Regions from separate parts of the Homo sapiens genome. Here region 1 is linked to region 2. The links are chromatin contacts, found by Hi-C in ENCODE. All regions are on one chromosome and are shown on one strand. The core of a region is the stretch at or near the end of the contact, and the rest is flanking DNA. Distances in the headings are between cores, read along the strand shown.

What was found. Hi-C counts contacts between places; a loop is a spot of excess contacts on that map. Pooled maps may share reads with other maps.
Region 1: a map of gastrocnemius medialis shows a loop between it and region 2 (5-fold over the local background). The contact joins the enhancer-like site here to the promoter of AR in region 2. A Hi-C loop is called at or near these places in 16 of 168 maps with a recorded cell type or tissue (MCF 10A, Right ventricle myocardium inferior, aorta and 7 more), 1 of 37 single-sample maps with no recorded cell type and 14 of 50 pooled maps.

The regions. Positions count from the first base shown.
Region 1 is chrX:67,721,844-67,726,119 of GRCh38, forward strand. It overlaps AR (androgen receptor), which reads left to right. Exons shown (of 8, transcript NM_000044.6): 6 at 1-120; 7 at 984-1,141; 8 at 1,843-4,276. The coding sequence ends at 1,998. Among named protein-coding and RNA genes, the nearest start is that of NXTAR, 61 kb to the right of the region's middle. Within about 2 kb of position 1,251, at least 3 of the 41 ENCODE cell types and tissues checked have a DNase peak (open chromatin) inside an H3K27ac peak, as active enhancers do; they include gastrocnemius medialis, where a contact is called at or near this core.
Region 2 is chrX:67,540,543-67,545,270 of GRCh38, forward strand. It overlaps AR (androgen receptor), which reads left to right and starts at 3,479. Exons shown (of 8, transcript NM_000044.6): 1 at 3,479-4,728. The coding sequence starts at 4,605.

The DNA.
Region 1 (4,276 bases), core at 1-2,500, 180 kb after region 2:
ACAAGTCCCGGATGTACAGCCAGTGTGTCCGAATGAGGCACCTCTCTCAAGAGTTTGGATGGCTCCAAATCACCCCCCAGGAATTCCTGTGCATGAAAGCACTGCTACTCTTCAGCATTAGTAAGTGCCTAGAAGTGCAGGGAATGCCCCCTGAGGGCACAGAGATTCAGAGAGGACCACTTTTGCCATTAAAACATTATTAGGGAAAAGCCAGCTCCTGGACATTTCCCTTCTTCATTCCCCCTCCCCATCCCCACTCTACTCTCTCTCAGCATCATTTTCCTAACAAGAAACAATTTCATGACTAGAAGCCAATTTATTTGCTAGAAGTCAACCTCCATCAGATTCCCCACCTATCCCCAGTCTGTCTTTGGGACAAGGCCTTTTTGACTGGTTACAGCAGGTCTCTGAATTTTTCCATAGCTTCTGCTATAGAAACAGACATGGGCCACCTTGTATTCTTTGCAGGGCAGTAGAGCAGGAGGCATTTCCTCCTGGAAAGATTTCCTCTTCTGCCAACAGGAGGAGATCTATGTAAGCAACTCAGATAGGATTTGTATGGCAGCCAAGGAACTTTTCTTTAATATCTTTTCTAAGAGCCCTCTCTTAGCCCCTACGGAGGGAGAAGGGCAAAATTTGATATTCAAAGCTATGTGTTTTGGTTATCTAAATCAGGGTTTTACTGTGAATGACATAAAAGCTTAGGTCCTAAAAAATGAGTATCTGAGAAGAGTAGAAAAAGAAAAGGTTCAGGAAATTTGATTTACTTGACTCCTTTCAGATCGGATCCAGCTATCCTTTCCCCTGAGATCTCCCTGACAGACTGAAGGCCCCAAGCACACAGACTTCAACTAACAGGAAGCCAAGTAGATGGTTCCCTGTGGGGGTGGGGGTCAAGTCTGTGGTCAGAAAACTTGGTGCTTTGTCTAATGCTCCTTCGTGGGCATGCTTCCCCTCCCCATTCTGTCTTCATCCCACATCAGTTCCAGTGGATGGGCTGAAAAATCAAAAATTCTTTGATGAACTTCGAATGAACTACATCAAGGAACTCGATCGTATCATTGCATGCAAAAGAAAAAATCCCACATCCTGCTCAAGACGCTTCTACCAGCTCACCAAGCTCCTGGACTCCGTGCAGCCTGTAAGCAAACGATGGAGGGTGCTTTATCAGGGAGAACAGCCTGATAGAGCCAATGATAATATGCTTCTCTAGAGTCTGGCACCACCTGTTGGGAGGTGCTTCCATTCCCCTCTGGCTTTGAGTGTGGTCCAGGAAGAAAATGTGGTGAAGAAAAGAACACGGGTCACAGTGTCCCAGCTGGATATTGTGAAAGGGGTGGAGGAGTTGAGAACAGAGCAGTTGGGACTCAGGGAAGGGACTTGCAGCAGATGAATTCTCTAGGCAGACAAAACAGACCTGGATGTTTTTCCCCTCTTCTTTGAGTCATGTTCATGTGAGTTTGTCTGTCTGTGTGTGTGTGTGTGTGTGTGTGTGTGTGTGTGTGTGTGTCAGAGAGAGAGAGAGAGAGAGAGAGATGGAGTGCGGAGGCTTGGGTGAGAGCACAAGCTGGAGAAGTCTTGAGTCAGAGAGCTTACAATGGTATAAGACATCTCTTGGGAGCCCTCAGTGACTCCATGGAGACCATTTCTTTCTCTCTCTCTCGCTGTCTCTCTCTAACACACACACACACACACACGACCTCATGGGGGAGGACCAAGGAAGTACGGGGAAGGGGGAGGAAACAAAAGGCTGAAAGACCAAAAATCAGAGGTTGGGGAAGAGGCTAGCAGAGGCCACCTCCTTGTCAACCCTGTTTTTCTCCCTCTTATTGTTCCCTACAGATTGCGAGAGAGCTGCATCAGTTCACTTTTGACCTGCTAATCAAGTCACACATGGTGAGCGTGGACTTTCCGGAAATGATGGCAGAGATCATCTCTGTGCAAGTGCCCAAGATCCTTTCTGGGAAAGTCAAGCCCATCTATTTCCACACCCAGTGAAGCATTGGAAACCCTATTTCCCCACCCCAGCTCATGCCCCCTTTCAGATGTCTTCTGCCTGTTATAACTCTGCACTACTCCTCTGCAGTGCCTTGGGGAATTTCCTCTATTGATGTACAGTCTGTCATGAACATGTTCCTGAATTCTATTTGCTGGGCTTTTTTTTTCTCTTTCTCTCCTTTCTTTTTCTTCTTCCCTCCCTATCTAACCCTCCCATGGCACCTTCAGACTTTGCTTCCCATTGTGGCTCCTATCTGTGTTTTGAATGGTGTTGTATGCCTTTAAATCTGTGATGATCCTCATATGGCCCAGTGTCAAGTTGTGCTTGTTTACAGCACTACTCTGTGCCAGCCACACAAACGTTTACTTATCTTATGCCACGGGAAGTTTAGAGAGCTAAGATTATCTGGGGAAATCAAAACAAAAACAAGCAAACAAAAAAAAAAAGCAAAAACAAAACAAAAAATAAGCCAAAAAACCTTGCTAGTGTTTTTTCCTCAAAAATAAATAAATAAATAAATAAATACGTACATACATACACACATACATACAAACATATAGAAATCCCCAAAGAGGCCAATAGTGACGAGAAGGTGAAAATTGCAGGCCCATGGGGAGTTACTGATTTTTTCATCTCCTCCCTCCACGGGAGACTTTATTTTCTGCCAATGGCTATTGCCATTAGAGGGCAGAGTGACCCCAGAGCTGAGTTGGGCAGGGGGGTGGACAGAGAGGAGAGGACAAGGAGGGCAATGGAGCATCAGTACCTGCCCACAGCCTTGGTCCCTGGGGGCTAGACTGCTCAACTGTGGAGCAATTCATTATACTGAAAATGTGCTTGTTGTTGAAAATTTGTCTGCATGTTAATGCCTCACCCCCAAACCCTTTTCTCTCTCACTCTCTGCCTCCAACTTCAGATTGACTTTCAATAGTTTTTCTAAGACCTTTGAACTGAATGTTCTCTTCAGCCAAAACTTGGCGACTTCCACAGAAAAGTCTGACCACTGAGAAGAAGGAGAGCAGAGATTTAACCCTTTGTAAGGCCCCATTTGGATCCAGGTCTGCTTTCTCATGTGTGAGTCAGGGAGGAGCTGGAGCCAGAGGAGAAGAAAATGATAGCTTGGCTGTTCTCCTGCTTAGGACACTGACTGAATAGTTAAACTCTCACTGCCACTACCTTTTCCCCACCTTTAAAAGACCTGAATGAAGTTTTCTGCCAAACTCCGTGAAGCCACAAGCACCTTATGTCCTCCCTTCAGTGTTTTGTGGGCCTGAATTTCATCACACTGCATTTCAGCCATGGTCATCAAGCCTGTTTGCTTCTTTTGGGCATGTTCACAGATTCTCTGTTAAGAGCCCCCACCACCAAGAAGGTTAGCAGGCCAACAGCTCTGACATCTATCTGTAGATGCCAGTAGTCACAAAGATTTCTTACCAACTCTCAGATCGCTGGAGCCCTTAGACAAACTGGAAAGAAGGCATCAAAGGGATCAGGCAAGCTGGGCGTCTTGCCCTTGTCCCCCAGAGATGATACCCTCCCAGCAAGTGGAGAAGTTCTCACTTCCTTCTTTAGAGCAGCTAAAGGGGCTACCCAGATCAGGGTTGAAGAGAAAACTCAATTACCAGGGTGGGAAGAATGAAGGCACTAGAACCAGAAACCCTGCAAATGCTCTTCTTGTCACCCAGCATATCCACCTGCAGAAGTCATGAGAAGAGAGAAGGAACAAAGAGGAGACTCTGACTACTGAATTAAAATCTTCAGCGGCAAAGCCTAAAGCCAGATGGACACCATCTGGTGAGTTTACTCATCATCCTCCTCTGCTGCTGATTCTGGGCTCTGACATTGCCCATACTCACTCAGATTCCCCACCTTTGTTGCTGCCTCTTAGTCAGAGGGAGGCCAAACCATTGAGACTTTCTACAGAACCATGGCTTCTTTCGGAAAGGTCTGGTTGGTGTGGCTCCAATACTTTGCCACCCATGAACTCAGGGTGTGCCCTGGGACACTGGTTTTATATAGTCTTTTGGCACACCTGTGTTCTGTTGACTTCGTTCTTCAAGCCCAAGTGCAAGGGAAAATGTCCACCTACTTTCTCATCTTGGCCTCTGCCTCCTTACTTAGCTCTTAATCTCATCTGTTGAACTCAAGAAATCAAGGGCCAGTCATCAAGCTGCCCATTTTAATTGATTCACTCTGTTTGTTGAGAGGATAGTTTCTGAGTGACATGATATGATCCACAAGGGTTTCCTTCCCTGATTTCTGCATTGATATTAATAG
Region 2 (4,728 bases), core at 2,229-4,728:
CCCATAATAAATTACAAGTAGCCCAATTAAAAAAAAAAAAAGAGAAAAAATTTACAGTCTTCATCAAAGAAAGTATACAATTGTAAAATAAGCACATGAAAAATGCTCTGCATCTTTATTCATGGGAGAAATAAAAATTAAATGGGAAAGACACCTCTAATTAGAATACTAAAATTAAAAAGACTGACCATACCAAGTATTGGTGAAGTGGAAATGTAAAATGATACAATCACTTAGGAAGATGATTTGGAAGTTTCTTACAAAAGTAGGTGTATACCTACCCTGTGACTCACCCATTCCATGGCTAAGTATTTACCTGAGAGAAATGAAAGAATACATCCATACAAAGATGTTTATACAAATATTTATAGCAGTTTTATTTGTAGTAGCCCCAAACTGAAAAGAACCCAAATGTCCATCAAAAGTGAATGGATAAACAAAGCGTGGTACAGCAATGCAATAGAATACTACTTAGCAATAAAGAAGAATGAGCTAGTGATATACATAACAGCTTAAATGTACATCAAAGGCATTGTGCTCAGTGAAAGATGCAAGTAAAAAAAAAAAAGAGTACATGCTGTATAGTTCCATTGACATAAAACTCTGGAAAGTGAAAAACAGTCTATACTGACAGAAAGCAGATCATTGGTTGCCTGAGGAGGAGGAGTATAGGAGAGGTGGAGGGAAAATGTACAAAGTGGCACAATAAAAACTTTTGGAATCATAGATATATTCACTATCTTGATTGAGTGATGATTTCATGAGTGCACGCGTGTGTCAAAAATGATCAATTTATGCAACTTTAAATATGTGCAGTTTATTGTATATATCAATTATACCTCAGTACGGCTATTAAAAAGAAACCCTCTGGCTGCACAATGCAGAACTGATTCTAGGAAAGAGTGGAGGGAGGATGACCATTTACAGTGCTCCAGGTGGAAGAGAACGGTGCCTTCTGGAAGTGAACTAGGTTGGCAACAACAGAGATGAAATAAATGGGCAGATGTGTGAGATACTTAGGAAATAAAACCCGATGGTCACCATTTTCCAAAGGTCAGCTCATCCTGGCTTTCCAGAGCAAAGAGCTAGGGAAGACTTTATTAATAAATCCCTCTTGAAGTTGCAGAGGAAGCTTATAGCAGAAACTTACTCTCAACCTGACTAATCTGAGAGAACACCTCTGGTTCCATTTGATTACTAAAAAACTGCAAAGAACAGGAGGAGAAAGAAGAAGAAAGCTGGTACAAACAGTGAACTTATATAATATTAATCAATAATTGTCTCTTGTTCTTAAAAGCAATGGGAAGAAAATGAGATTTGAGCTGGAAGATCAGAGTTCAAAATCCAAATAAAGTATATGGCCCTAATATGCTTATAGTAGTTAACCTTTCCTGATAATGATATAATTGTTGACAGCACCATCTTTAAAAATAAAAATAACATAGTAATCCTTCAGATTTGTAGAATGCTTTCCTGTTTACAAGTTTGTTCTATACACATTATGTCTTTTAAATGACACACTAGCCTTCTGAGGGTAACTTATATTGGCAACAGTTTTCAGATGTGGAAACTGTGAAGACAATGTTGGTGATGTGGAAGCAACATAAACTTTGGAGTCTTTCAGACCCAGGTTTGAATGTCAGACTGCTTTTTATTCAGAGTAACTTCAGAGCATTATTTCTCACCTTAATTTTTTTTCAGGCCTCTTTGTGTCTATGTGTCCTCTTCACTCCTGTCCATTGTTCATTCAGTGATTTTTGCACCTTCCTTCACTGTTAGTGTGTAGACACATAGTTCTCCTGGCTCTGAGACCTATGTTAATTCCATTCTACCATCCTGCCAGCCCACTCAATTCCTATTGAGCAATGCTAGTTGAAAGTTGTGGTGGGATTAAATGTTGCAATGAGTATTCAAATGAGGTTGAAGTATCTACGCATTCTACTTACATATGGTGAGGTATATTCAAGGAAGGCTGTAGCCATTAAAATCTCAGGAAATAATTTTTCACCTCCTCAGGTGAAAGGGTCTTCAGGCCTTTGTGTTCTGGAAGGTTCATTTATAGCCATTTCCCAAATGACAATGCGATTGATGAGTCTAGAGTCTAGCTCAAATAGCAATGGACTGGAAGACTAGTTTAGGTTTTACTAATGTGGAACATAGAACAAATTATGTCCTTGTTTCAGCCTGTTCATCTGTGAAATAGAGCCTATCATATCCAGTCTTCCTTGCCTTTAGGTTTGAGTTACCTTCTTTGGTCAAGGTAAGTAAATGCCTATGATGTTTGGCTGTGCACAAGATAAAGCTACAACAAAGCTACAACCCATCTTTTCTCTGTAGAAGACTGCAAAAAGCAAAAGAGACCCAGGCAAAAATCTCGGAATGACTTTTGGAACAGAGAGCCTCCCCAGAATCAGAAGTCAAAGGAATTTAAAACATAGGGAGGCCCAGGGTCTCTACTGACATAAAGGAAAGATGTTTTCCTTATAGGTTTACGTTTACATTTTCTCTCTCTTTCCATTCCCACTTGCATCTCCACCTTTACACAGGGCTTATGGGACCTCCTCCACAAAAGAGCAGTTGCAGTAACCCACATCATCCTCTACGCCTGGCTGTCCATCAAGAGGCGAAAAGCAGCCCTATATAGGTTCTATCCTTGGATAGTTCCAGTTGTAAAGTTTAAAATATGCGAAGGCAACTTGGAAAAGCAAGCGGCTGCATACAAAGCAAACGTTTACAGAGCTCTGGACAAAATTGAGCGCCTATGTGTACATGGCAAGTGTTTTTAGTGTTTGTGTGTTTACCTGCTTGTCTGGGTGATTTTGCCTTTGAGAGTCTGGATGAGAAATGCATGGTTAAAGGCAATTCCAGACAGGAAGAAAGGCAGAGAAGAGGGTAGAAATGACCTCTGATTCTTGGGGCTGAGGGTTCCTAGAGCAAATGGCACAATGCCACGAGGCCCGATCTATCCCTATGACGGAATCTAAGGTTTCAGCAAGTATCTGCTGGCTTGGTCATGGCTTGCTCCTCAGTTTGTAGGAGACTCTCCCACTCTCCCATCTGCGCGCTCTTATCAGTCCTGAAAAGAACCCCTGGCAGCCAGGAGCAGGTATTCCTATCGTCCTTTTCCTCCCTCCCTCGCCTCCACCCTGTTGGTTTTTTAGATTGGGCTTTGGAACCAAATTTGGTGAGTGCTGGCCTCCAGGAAATCTGGAGCCCTGGCGCCTAAACCTTGGTTTAGGAAAGCAGGAGCTATTCAGGAAGCAGGGGTCCTCCAGGGCTAGAGCTAGCCTCTCCTGCCCTCGCCCACGCTGCGCCAGCACTTGTTTCTCCAAAGCCACTAGGCAGGCGTTAGCGCGCGGTGAGGGGAGGGGAGAAAAGGAAAGGGGAGGGGAGGGAAAAGGAGGTGGGAAGGCAAGGAGGCCGGCCCGGTGGGGGCGGGACCCGACTCGCAAACTGTTGCATTTGCTCTCCACCTCCCAGCGCCCCCTCCGAGATCCCGGGGAGCCAGCTTGCTGGGAGAGCGGGACGGTCCGGAGCAAGCCCAGAGGCAGAGGAGGCGACAGAGGGAAAAAGGGCCGAGCTAGCCGCTCCAGTGCTGTACAGGAGCCGAAGGGACGCACCACGCCAGCCCCAGCCCGGCTCCAGCGACAGCCAACGCCTCTTGCAGCGCGGCGGCTTCGAAGCCGCCGCCCGGAGCTGCCCTTTCCTCTTCGGTGAAGTTTTTAAAAGCTGCTAAAGACTCGGAGGAAGCAAGGAAAGTGCCTGGTAGGACTGACGGCTGCCTTTGTCCTCCTCCTCTCCACCCCGCCTCCCCCCACCCTGCCTTCCCCCCCTCCCCCGTCTTCTCTCCCGCAGCTGCCTCAGTCGGCTACTCTCAGCCAACCCCCCTCACCACCCTTCTCCCCACCCGCCCCCCCGCCCCCGTCGGCCCAGCGCTGCCAGCCCGAGTTTGCAGAGAGGTAACTCCCTTTGGCTGCGAGCGGGCGAGCTAGCTGCACATTGCAAAGAAGGCTCTTAGGAGCCAGGCGACTGGGGAGCGGCTTCAGCACTGCAGCCACGACCCGCCTGGTTAGGCTGCACGCGGAGAGAACCCTCTGTTTTCCCCCACTCTCTCTCCACCTCCTCCTGCCTTCCCCACCCCGAGTGCGGAGCCAGAGATCAAAAGATGAAAAGGCAGTCAGGTCTTCAGTAGCCAAAAAACAAAACAAACAAAAACAAAAAAGCCGAAATAAAAGAAAAAGATAATAACTCAGTTCTTATTTGCACCTACTTCAGTGGACACTGAATTTGGAAGGTGGAGGATTTTGTTTTTTTCTTTTAAGATCTGGGCATCTTTTGAATCTACCCTTCAAGTATTAAGAGACAGACTGTGAGCCTAGCAGGGCAGATCTTGTCCACCGTGTGTCTTCTTCTGCACGAGACTTTGAGGCTGTCAGAGCGCTTTTTGCGTGGTTGCTCCCGCAAGTTTCCTTCTCTGGAGCTTCCCGCAGGTGGGCAGCTAGCTGCAGCGACTACCGCATCATCACAGCCTGTTGAACTCTTCTGAGCAAGAGAAGGGGAGGCGGGGTAAGGGAAGTAGGTGGAAGATTCAGCCAAGCTCAAGGATGGAAGTGCAGTTAGGGCTGGGAAGGGTCTACCCTCGGCCGCCGTCCAAGACCTACCGAGGAGCTTTCCAGAATCTGTTCCAGAGCGTGCGCGAAGTGATCCAGAACCCGGGCCCCAGGCACC